Regions from separate parts of the Homo sapiens genome. Here region 1 is linked to region 2. The links are chromatin contacts, found by Hi-C in ENCODE. All regions are on one chromosome and are shown on one strand. The core of a region is the stretch at or near the end of the contact, and the rest is flanking DNA. Distances in the headings are between cores, read along the strand shown.

Region 1 (5,236 bases), core at 970-3,469, 4.9 Mb after region 2:
TGTGACTTTTCTAAAATGCAAGATATGATTGTTTCCTGTGAAGATGTACATGGACAGAAACAGAATGAGATGCACTTGCTGTACTGTGGTCCACTTTCATGAAAATGGTACCATGTGACTCTAAAGTAGGCAGACTTTAAAACAAAGGAGTGGGCCAGGCACGGTGGCTCACGCCTGTAATCCCAGCACTTTGCGAGGCTAAGGCGGGTGGATCAGCTGAGGTCAGGAGTTCGAGACCAGCCTGACCAACATGGAGAAACCCAATCTCTACTAAAAATACAAAATTAGCTGGGCGTGGTGGCGCATGCTTGTAGTCCCAGCTACTCGGGAAGCTGAGGCAAGAGAATCGCTGGAGCCTGGGGGATGGAGGTTGCAGTGAGCTGAGATCGTGTGATTGCACCCCAGCCTAGGCAACAAGAGCTAAACCCCGCCTCAAAAAACAAACAAACAACAACAAAAAACCCCAACAAACAAACAAAAACAAAGGAGTAAAACACACCTAACCTACTACAAATATATGGATCCAAAAAAGTGCTGACCTCTATGAGAGGCGACACAATGTTGCAATGAATTGTTATTCATCTGAACACCTATCAGACACATTTTAGTTGCGGACAAAATGACCCATCTCTTTTATCCCTGTGCCACAACATTGCTGGAAGCCCACATCTGCAAATGGCAGGGAAGCAACTCTCATTCTACACCCCCCACCCCCTACAGCCAGGACTTCAACATCACTCAATTTTGGCCCTAACCAGTGTGACTAATGATAATTGGTCATTCTCTGGAACTGGCTTCAAACCACCCACTTCATTCACCACTTCATCCACCCCAGTCATTCTTTGGACTTGGCTCCAAACCATTTTTGCTTTATTGAAATAAAGCAAAATACAACAAATTCACCCTAAAAGAATGATGATTTGCTTGTCATTAGAGAAGAAGTAAGTTTTGGGTACAGGTGGCCTTGTTGGCATGACTATGGGGCCTCCTTCCTCTGAGCAGTTAGGGAGGTCTGAGCAAATTGCTCAAGTCGGGCTACTTGTTTTAAATTTAGGTCATTAGATTCACTTTACAGTTGTACCTCAGTTTTGCTGCATGAGAAGCAGTGGTATTTACATCTGCTTAGATTTTCTCCTTAGCTTCCTCATGGATTTAAAGTAAATGAATAAGGAGAGAGGCACCTAATTTCTACCTTGGTTAAAGGGAAGTGAAAGGACAGGCGTCCCGCTCTCCCCAAGACTGGGAATGTGGAGCCTGACCAACATTTCCTGCTGCTTTGCTTGTGATTTCAGGCAAGCACAAGGAAATTGCTGGGAGAAGACACATTTCTTCTTCTTCTTCTTCTTCTTTTTTTGAGATGGAGTTTTGCTCTTGTTGCCCAGGCTGGAGTTCAATGGCGTGATCTTGGCTCACCGCAACCTCTGCCTCTCGGGTTCAAGCGATTCTCCTGCCTCAGCCTCCCGAGTAGCTGCGACTTTAGGCATGCGCCACCACGCTGGGCTGATTTTGTATTTTTGGTAGAGACGGGGTTTCTCCATGTTGGTCAGGCTGGTCTTGAACTCCCGACCTCAGATGATCCACCCGCCTCAGCCTCCCAAAGTGCTGGGATTACAGGTATGAACCACAGCGCCCGGCCAAGAAGACACATTTCTAAACCCAACTCAGCCTTTTGTAGAGTCCAGTTTTCTTTCTACACTTGAGAGGGCCTCAGAAACCCAGAAATTTTGCGGGTATGTGTGTGTGTGTGTGTGTGTGTGTGTGTGTGTGTGTGTGTGTGTGTGTGTGTATGGTCCGTCCGCAGACTCTTCAAGAACTCGAATGCCATTCTCCCTCCTTCGGATGGACAGCGCCCCGCGTGCCCGCACACACCCGGTTCACTTACCTGAGGCATCTGCGGATCGTTGATGTCCCAGCTGAGCTGCATCCCGTAGGAGCACACGCCGACCGCTTCCTGCACCGCGGCCGCCGGCATCTGCCCAACTCGCTCGCGCTTTCCGCCCAGGGTTCTGAAAAATAGAAGAAAAAAGGACAGGTGCGCCAGGTGGGTTTTTTTTCTTCTCTTTAAAGAAGAAAGTGGGGTGTGTGAAGGGGAGGTGCAGAGAGAGAGAAAGAGAGAGAGGCTGTTTAGATATCTGGAAGCTGGGGACAATGGTTATGGACCCGGGCGGGGCCTTGTCCTTGGCCGCGGTGCTGAACGTTCTCCACCCGAACGGCAGCATCGACCTCTGGCAGCTGCCCCCTCCTTTATAAAGATATACCTCCGGGGGGCTCCGCCCTGTCTCGCCTACCTCGCTAGCGCCCACGCTCCAGGGGCCGGTCGCCCCCTCCACCACAGTCCCAGGAACGGAGGTGGAGGTTAAACTCAGCCCTGGAAGCAAATGGAAACTGCAGCCAGAGGGTGGGGGTGGAGAGGGTAAGTAGGAATGTATCCTTTAAGTTTAAAACCTTATTATTTTCTTCTTTTCTTTTCTTCTTTTTTGTCTCACTCTGTTGCCCAGGCTAGAGTGCAGTGGCGCCATCTCAGCTAACTGCAACCTCTGCCTCCCAGGTTCAAGCGATTCTCCTGCCTCAACCTCCCGAGTAGCTGGGAATACAGGTCCGTGCCACCACCCTGGCTAATTTTTGTATTTTTAGTAGAGACAGGTTTTAGCCATGCGAAACCCTGACCAAGCTGGTCTTGAACTCCTGACGATCTGCCCGCCTGGGCCTCCCAAAGTGCTGGGATTACAGGCGTGAGCAACCGCGACCGGCCTATTTTTTTTCTTTTTTCTAAACGCGTCCAGCTTCCCTGATTTCGGAAAGGGGCTTAGATGGAGGCTTTCCAGCAAAGTCCCCTGAGAGCCAACACTCAATTCCAGGAGAGCATGGGAACCGTGCGTGGGCCCCTCTGCCGTCCGCGTGCGCCCTAGCCTGAATAACCGCGCCCACGCCTCCTAGTTAGGGGTCAGCCCATTTTGGGCCTCCACTGCCGGCTCTTCCCCTAACTATTGTGAGTGTCTCGCAGTCTTGGCTCTGCTGTTTGGGACGTGCCAGGGTGCGCCAAGCCTCCGCGTATGCTCGCGAGCCCAGGCGCCTTCACGCTCCCGGGGACTTCGGAGGGACCTGGCCCTGCAGGAACGGAGTCCTACAAAGTGAACCTGGAGGAGGTGGGGGGCGGAAATGAGCCCGGGGTAGGTGGGAGCCTGGGGTAGGTGGGAGCCTGGGGAAGGAGGGAAAGGGGAGAGGGGAAAAGTCCCAAAGAACTCGCTTTCTCCACTGCTTTGGCTCCCTCTGGGTCTCAGCTTCCTTATCTGTTTATCTGTTAAATAAGAGGTTGTGGTTCGGCGAGCTCTCAGTTGCCACCCACCCGAACACAAATCTTTTTTTTTTTTTTTTTTTTTGAGACGGAGTCTCACTCTGTCTTCCCGGCTGGAGTGCAGTGGCGCAATCTCGGCTCACTGCAACCTCCGCCTCCCAGGTTCAAACGATTCTCCTGCCTCAGCCTCCCGAGTAGCTGGAACTACAGGCGCGCCATCGCGACCAGCTAATTTTGTATTGTTAGTAGAGACAGGGTTTTACCAAGTTGGCCAGGATGGTCTCGATTTTTTGACTTCGTGATCCTCCTGTCTCGGCCTCTCAAAGTGCTGGGATTAAAGGCGTGAGCCACCGCGCCCGGCCCACAACTCTTAAAAAAAAACTTCACTGATATAGTCTTGGAAATATCACGACGAAATTGAATTTACTCCATTACAGTCTTGGGAGGCTTTGGAGGACTAGAGAATCGCGGTGGTGCGGAGGTGCGCAGGACAATGTGGGTTCTCCGGGGCTGGGACGAAACCTTCATCATCTGAGCAGCCGACTCGCCCAGGGCTACTCCGGCACATGGAGACCCTCAGTATATATATATATAAAAAAAACAAAAAACAAAAAACAAACAAAACAAAACAAAACCGATTGAAGTGACTAAAGTCACTCTTTGACTACCCCAAGGCCGGATTCTTGGCGGCCAGGGGAAAGGGCTTCTGGAATTTATTGCCCGCGTCCTTGTTTTGCAGCTGCACGCTTCCATTCCCAGCCCCAGCCAGAGAAGAGGAGCCAACTCCTCACGGCAGATCCCTTGATAGAGGAGGATGAACCGAATCCATGACCCTCCAGACCCGGGAAGCGACGCACCCTAGGCCTTGGCACCGCAAAGCCCGTGCTGAGCGCACGGACGGGTGCTGCCCGGGACTCGGCCAGGAGGGCGCCCATGCCAACGCCTCTTGCAGGATTAGTGCCTTCGGTTGGCAAAAGGCGGATAAAGGAAGAGCGAAACCACATCAGGAAGCTAAGGGTGGTCCACGCTCCCTGTCCTTTTACTTCCCGCGCCAAAGGCACAGTGAGGCTTGCTTAGAAAAGTCCATCCCGCGATTGGGCGCAGTGGCTCATGCCTGTAATCCCAGCACTTTGGGAGGCCGAGACGGGAGGATCGCTTGAGCCCAGGAGTGCAAGACCAGACTGGGCAACATGGCGAAACCCTGTCTCTTCGAAAAAAAAAAAAAAAAAAAAAGCCGGGCATGGTGGCGTGTGCCTGTAGTCCCAGCTACTTGGGAGGCTGAGGCGGGAGGATCGCTTGAATCCAGGAGGCAGTGGTTGCAGTAACCTGAGATAGCGCCGAGCCTGGGCGACAGAACGAGACCCTGTCTCAAAAAAAAAAAAAAAAAAAAGGAAGGAAAGAAAGACAGAAAGAAAGAGAGAGAGAGAGAGGAAGGAAGCAAGGAAGGAGAAAGAAAAGAAAAAGAAAAAAAAAAGAAAAGGAAAGAAGAAAGAAAAAGTATCCCAGTCGGTCAGAGAAGCCTGCCAGTGGCAGCGGACCAGCGAACTCTGTTGGGAAGAAAGGCCAACTTCGAGCAGTTCCTCGCGATTTTTTCCTCCTTTATCTTCTAGCTGGGGTCCTCCTCCCAGTCAAAGCCGAAGGGTCCTAGCAGAAGAAAGTGATTTGTTCATTCCCAGCCTCCTTTCTCCCGAAGTTCTCCCCTCCTAAAAGGTCCTGTCAGTCAAGGTTTCTGATTAAAATCACTCTCAAATGGTCGCCACTGAGGTCTAGCTGGGAACGAAGAGATCTGTCTACTCTTCACCCACGAGTTTCATTCACAGATTTTTCATCTTATTAACTGTCTGCCAAAGGTCCCCGAAACTCCTGTTGATTCAGTTGCTTTTCGTGTTGTTTTGTCTTCCAAAATTGAATGAAAATTTATTGATTATCCATTTTAATTAT
Region 2 (5,260 bases), core at 1,229-3,728:
CAGTGGCGAAAGAAGCCCCTAAAATGCATTGACATTTTTTAAGGGGAATTGGGGCTCGCCGGGGGCGGGAGCGCTCTTGTCACGTTATCTTCCCAGGCGCTGCTGGAGAAGACCCTGCACACCGCGCATGTGTGAGTGTGTGCTGTGTAAAATAAGTCGTGAACATTTCTGTCTTTTAAAACTGTGACTCCTTGGACTCTAGCCTTCTCTGGGAGGCCGGGAGGCTGCGCGCGGGACGGATTTTGCAGGCGCACGCGTCCCAGCAGGTCGCAGCCCGTGGGTCCCTCGCTGTCCTTCCTGAACCCCGCTTAGGCGAGACTCTAGCGGGTGACCCTGGCTCCTTCCCTGTCCTCTCTGCCGTCCCCTTCTTGTGCGGTTTCCATCCGTTCATTCATTCGTTCGACCTCTCATTCATTCCGAACTTCCTCCTGCTGCGTCTTCTTTCGTGTTCACCACACTCTTCTACCTCCCCGCCCCTCCCAACCCCCACTTTTCTTGCCAAATGTCAATGATTTGGGACAGCTCCCAGCCGTGAATTAATAAAGACCGAGGTTCTGTTGCAGGAAAGGGCAGACATTAGGGAACAAATACGTTCAATTTCAATTCCACAGTCAACAAATAGTCATTTTTGGACCGAGGTTAATGTGTTCAAAACGCGTCCCTCAGGCACGACCACCGTCTTTTTTTTCCCTCCAAACCTCTCAAAGTAAGGTTATTTCCTACCGGGAAAACAGAGTCCCAAATCTTGTCCGATTAAAATTTCTATCTCAAAAACAACTCTCTCTCCTGCTCTCTAAAAATTCAAAGGTTTATTGCAAAATGCCACATTCACTTATTTCCAACATTTAAGGAATTTGCTGCCATTAGAAATATTATTTACAGCAGCTCTTTTCACTAATGTCAAAGATTCAAAACAACCAGATTTAAAGCATTGTCATTTTTTGGAACTAAAGGAAAACACCAATATCCTGCACTCACACACTCTAAAATCTTTATAATGTTTCTGCATTATAAAATCTCAAAATCATGTCAGTTGCATAAAACCCCACTGCAAAGAATCCATTTTAAGGTCTAGAGAACTCCAAACCTTGTTTCCTTCACATTTCTTATGGAAAAAACATATTATGCATTCTCCTTTCTTGCCCCAAACCAATTACCTAAAGCACCCCCTCCCCCAATACTGCAAGGATTTGTCTGCAAAGAATGCCACAGCCTGAACTGATAGGAGGTAACAATTCCGTTTCAGGAGTTTCTTTTTTCCCCCGTGTTGTCCATTCTATTAATAACCTGCTTCACTTTCACTTTTAGGCCACGTTAATTAATGTTCTGACCCAGTGTCGGAGAAGGGGGTTTTCTAGTGCCCTCTTCTATATCTTTTCTTCATTCTGGATGGTAAAAATGTGAACTTTAAAAAGACCCCTGACAGCGTAACTACAACTCAACATTCCTTAACATAAAATGGGGACTAAATAATTCCTTCCATAACCAATCCCAAACAAACAAAAATAACAAACACCCGACATGACATATTCCAAACACTTCTTAACCCTTTCCTATATATAAAATGCAGACACCAATGTGTAAAGTAGCAGGCAAATGCATCTAGAAAAGTATATCTACGTAAATTTGGCTGAATTCATCCTCTTCAATGGTAAGCATGTTAAAATATGTGGTCTGAAGTTCCCTATCACTCTCGATTTGCCCACCAGCCGGGTCTGCGGTGCCCGTGCAAACGCTGCAGCTAGGATATAGGGGGGAGGAGGGGCGGGAGAATGACAAAGTTCTAAATGCAGCAGTCTGAGCCCTGGAATATCTTTGCTTTCAGCACATAAACTTTCCAGTCCTGGCTGCCTAGCCATTTTATTCCTGCATTCACATTTCGACTCTTCAAAATCATATCTTGCAGTATCGCAGGGGCCAGTACATTGCCCCAGAGCGCACCAAACCTGGTATAAACCCAGAAAGGGAAACAAAAATGGATGTGTGCTCAGGAAAAAGGGGGAAAAAAACCGTGTCCAGAAAATGTCCGGCCGCACACATTTCCTGGCGAACATTTGGAATCTATAGCTTTAGGAAAAACCGATCTGGGACGCGCTAGTCCCCAGGAACTGATGCCCCCACCCTCGGGGGATTGCCGGCTTCTCCGCACCCTGGGGCGGCCGCGGACCCGCTAGTCCCCCTCCGCGCCTCGGGCCGGGGCAGGCTGCCTCCCGCCTCCAGCCTCCAGCCGGGCTGAGCGGCCACTTACCTATTTGCACCGCGAGGATCAGTGAAATATATCTGCCGTTCAACTTAAGTCCCATCCTACGTTTAGTCAAACCATTTGCGACCGCAGACCTTTAAATAGTTAGTTTAGAGAACGCGGGGGAAAGCCAAAAAATAGGCATTGCCAACAAGTTCCGGGAGCGACAGAGACTTTATGCACTGGGAAGGCAGAGGGAGGAGAGAAAGAGAGGGAGCGAGGAAGAGACAGAAAGAGAGAGAGAGAGAGAAAGAGAGAGAGAGAGAGAGGCTGAGGGGGGGGGGAGAGCTGGGAATGGTTCACTCCATTAGAAGGGGGCGGAGGAAGTACAGCCTCACGCCCACGAGCAGGCCTGACGTGGGGGATGACACGGAATGATTTTTTTTTTAATATAGACACCTTGGTAGAGAATCGCCATTTATAGTCATCAGAAGCTGGAATTAATCAGATATCTCCAATTAATGTGCGATCTGAACGAAATTTTGCCTCCCGGGGGTGAGCACTTTCCTATTCTAGCGGTCACCCCTGCCTCTTCCTCGTTCCGGGGGCCCCCCAGCCCCGCCGCCTCCCTGCGCAGAACAGGGGCTCCCCCTCCCTTCCCCGCCAGGAGCTGGGGAGTCCTGGCGCGCCCACTCGATTGTTTCAACCTGCTCCCCCTCCTCCATCAGCACCACAGAGAATCCAGCCCGCTCTCTACGATGCAGGGGGGTTTAAAGGAGCGGGAGAGGGAAAAACAGCTAAGCTAGCTCGATTAATTCGAAAGCGCTCCTCGGCCGCCCGCCCCCTGCGCTTGCCTACCCTCTTTTTCTCCAACCCAGCAGCTGAGCTCTGGGCGCAGCCTGGAGCGCGTGAGCACGCAGCCCGGCCCCCCGCACGAGCACACACACACACACACACACACACACACACAAACGCGCGCGCGCACGCCCGCCAGCCGCGCCGAGCGCCCCCATGCCCGCCCGCACACAAGGCACGCGAGCGCGCGCACACGCCCAGGCCCCGGGGGTTTGGTTTGCACACGTGGGGCCCCAGAAATAAACACCGAATGTCCTCTGAATTTTACCCACCTGCGATGCCCCAGCGGGCCAAAGGCCGCTTCAAGGGACACAGCGACACCTGTTTTAGGGGGCGAGTAGGGCACCGGGGAAGGAGCCTCTGATAAGACAGTTTTCGGATACTAGTGATTTACCAACCAACTCTCAGCGCTTTAGGAAATTTCCAAGGCAAGCGCTGGTGTGCGGACTTCTTTCTAATCTTGATGCGCCTCTTGGGCTTATTTGTTGGGCTACACACACACGTACCCACACGCACACACGTACATCACGTACGCACACGCACACCCGGACCCACACACACCTGCACTGTCTTTTGATGCTCAGGCACAGACCCTGTGTAGGTGTAGCCTACCCTGCAACAAAATACTTCTGCAGCTGGCTTTGTGCTAGGTGCAAGCTGCTATCGACGACAGCTTGAGTCAAAACCGAAAAACTAACAGGGCTATTTCCTTTCTAAACGCCTTTAAGCTCTGGTTTTCTTCCTTTCTTCTGCACCAAACAGAAAAAAAAAAAGTCTAAATTGTAGCGTCTTTAATAAAATGCTAAAGAAGGCATTGGCCAGCTTTAATCCTTAAGCCTGTGGAGAGAAAAAAATGAAAACGACCCCCCAAATTTTGCCAAACTACACTAGAGGACGTCAAGCTGTCAAACTGTAGAAATGCACACGGATTAAGGAGAAGCGTTGAATTTGCTTCTACAGGCAGCTTGCCCTCTAGGGCCAATCTTGCCGTCCCCATACTCAGATATTTGGAGATGCATAGACAAAGGGGGAGAAAGGTGCAAAATAACGGGGGTAGGACAGGCTGTGGAGGGTAGGGGGCCGAGGGGAAGCTGCGGGGGTCCTACTGCAGCACTTGGTGACGTGAGGTGTCTGCAATGTGCGGCCCCTAACTCACGTCCCGCGGGAGCCTCAGACTCCCATGCAGCCTTCCTGGCCCTGGGGGCGGAGTCATGTCTCCCCGCCCCTGGTTATGTCACCGGCCTGCGGGCGGGGCGGTTGGGGGCTCGCCTTCCGGTGTCCAGGGGCACGGTGGCGGCCCCGGGTGTTTCCTTTCCCCGAGCTCGGAGGCTCCGGGAAGAACCGAAAACGTGGGCGGACAAGGGGTGGGGCGGGGGCTGGTGGCGAGAGGGGGGCGTTTCTCGGACCCTCCCCCGACGTCTTCCAATGGCAGGGCGGGAGGCTTTCCGAGGGGCGGGGCCTCAGGGGGGTTGCCACGCGGCCCGGCCCACGGCTCCGCCCCTCGCTCGGGGTTCCGCGTGGGGCCGGCCCAGCTTTCCCGGACCAGGCCACCAGCTGCGGGCCCCCAACCTCGCTCAGACTCGTGCAGAGCCCAGGCTTGGGAGTGGCTTAAGGTTTTTTGCCCTCAACGTCCTTGCCTTCCTCCTGCTTATCCACCTGGGATCTTCACAGCATCATTTTCTGGGATCCTCTCCAACCCCTCCCCTGTAACTCTGAGCGTGGGGCGCTGGGGATGTGGAGTAGGCAGGGCTGAGGGCCTCAATGAAGCGGGTGAACCCACGCGCGTGCGCACAGCCGCCCGCGCCGCGCCCCGGGCCGATCCGGTTCTTGCCCTTGGGACGTGGCTGCGCCTCACCGCCCTACCCCGGGAGGGAACCCCCGCTGACTTTTTCCTCTCTTCATTTTCCTCCCCAGGCGTCCCAACCTCCCTCATAGGCCTGAGTCTTTTTAAAAGTGAAGAAGAGAGAGGCAAACAGAGTTGGTACTCTACATAAATGATTTTCTGGGTAGATAGATGCACATGACATTTTATTTTTTGAAAAATTCTCATCTTTTAAATTACAGGTCGTTCTGCAGTCCAGGCTCCATGCAGGGTTGATTCTTCGTAGTTCTTTAATTAAAGGATATTGCATTTCATGGTTGTCAATGCATGCTGTCTGGGAACGGTAGCATCCATGGTTGGAGGTGGCTTTGGAGAACGTTCCCTCTTTTATTAATGTGAAA

The links. Hi-C counts contacts between places; a loop is a spot of excess contacts on that map. Pooled maps may share reads with other maps.
Region 1: a loop to region 2 is called in a pooled map, with 20 times the contacts of the local background. The contact joins the promoter of GCM2 here to the promoter of NRN1 in region 2. A Hi-C loop is called at or near these places in 7 of 50 pooled maps.

What each region holds. Positions count from the first base shown.
Region 1 is chr6:10,879,822-10,885,057 of GRCh38, forward strand. It overlaps GCM2 (glial cells missing transcription factor 2), which reads right to left and starts at 2,220. Exons shown (of 5, transcript NM_004752.4): 1 at 1,883-2,220. The coding sequence starts at 1,972. RefSeq lists a silencer at 2,115-2,409.
Region 2 is chr6:6,004,447-6,009,706 of GRCh38, forward strand. It overlaps NRN1 (neuritin 1), which reads right to left and starts at 2,479. Exons shown (of 3, transcript NM_016588.3): 1 at 2,249-2,479. The coding sequence starts at 2,303. RefSeq lists a silencer at 4,410-4,529.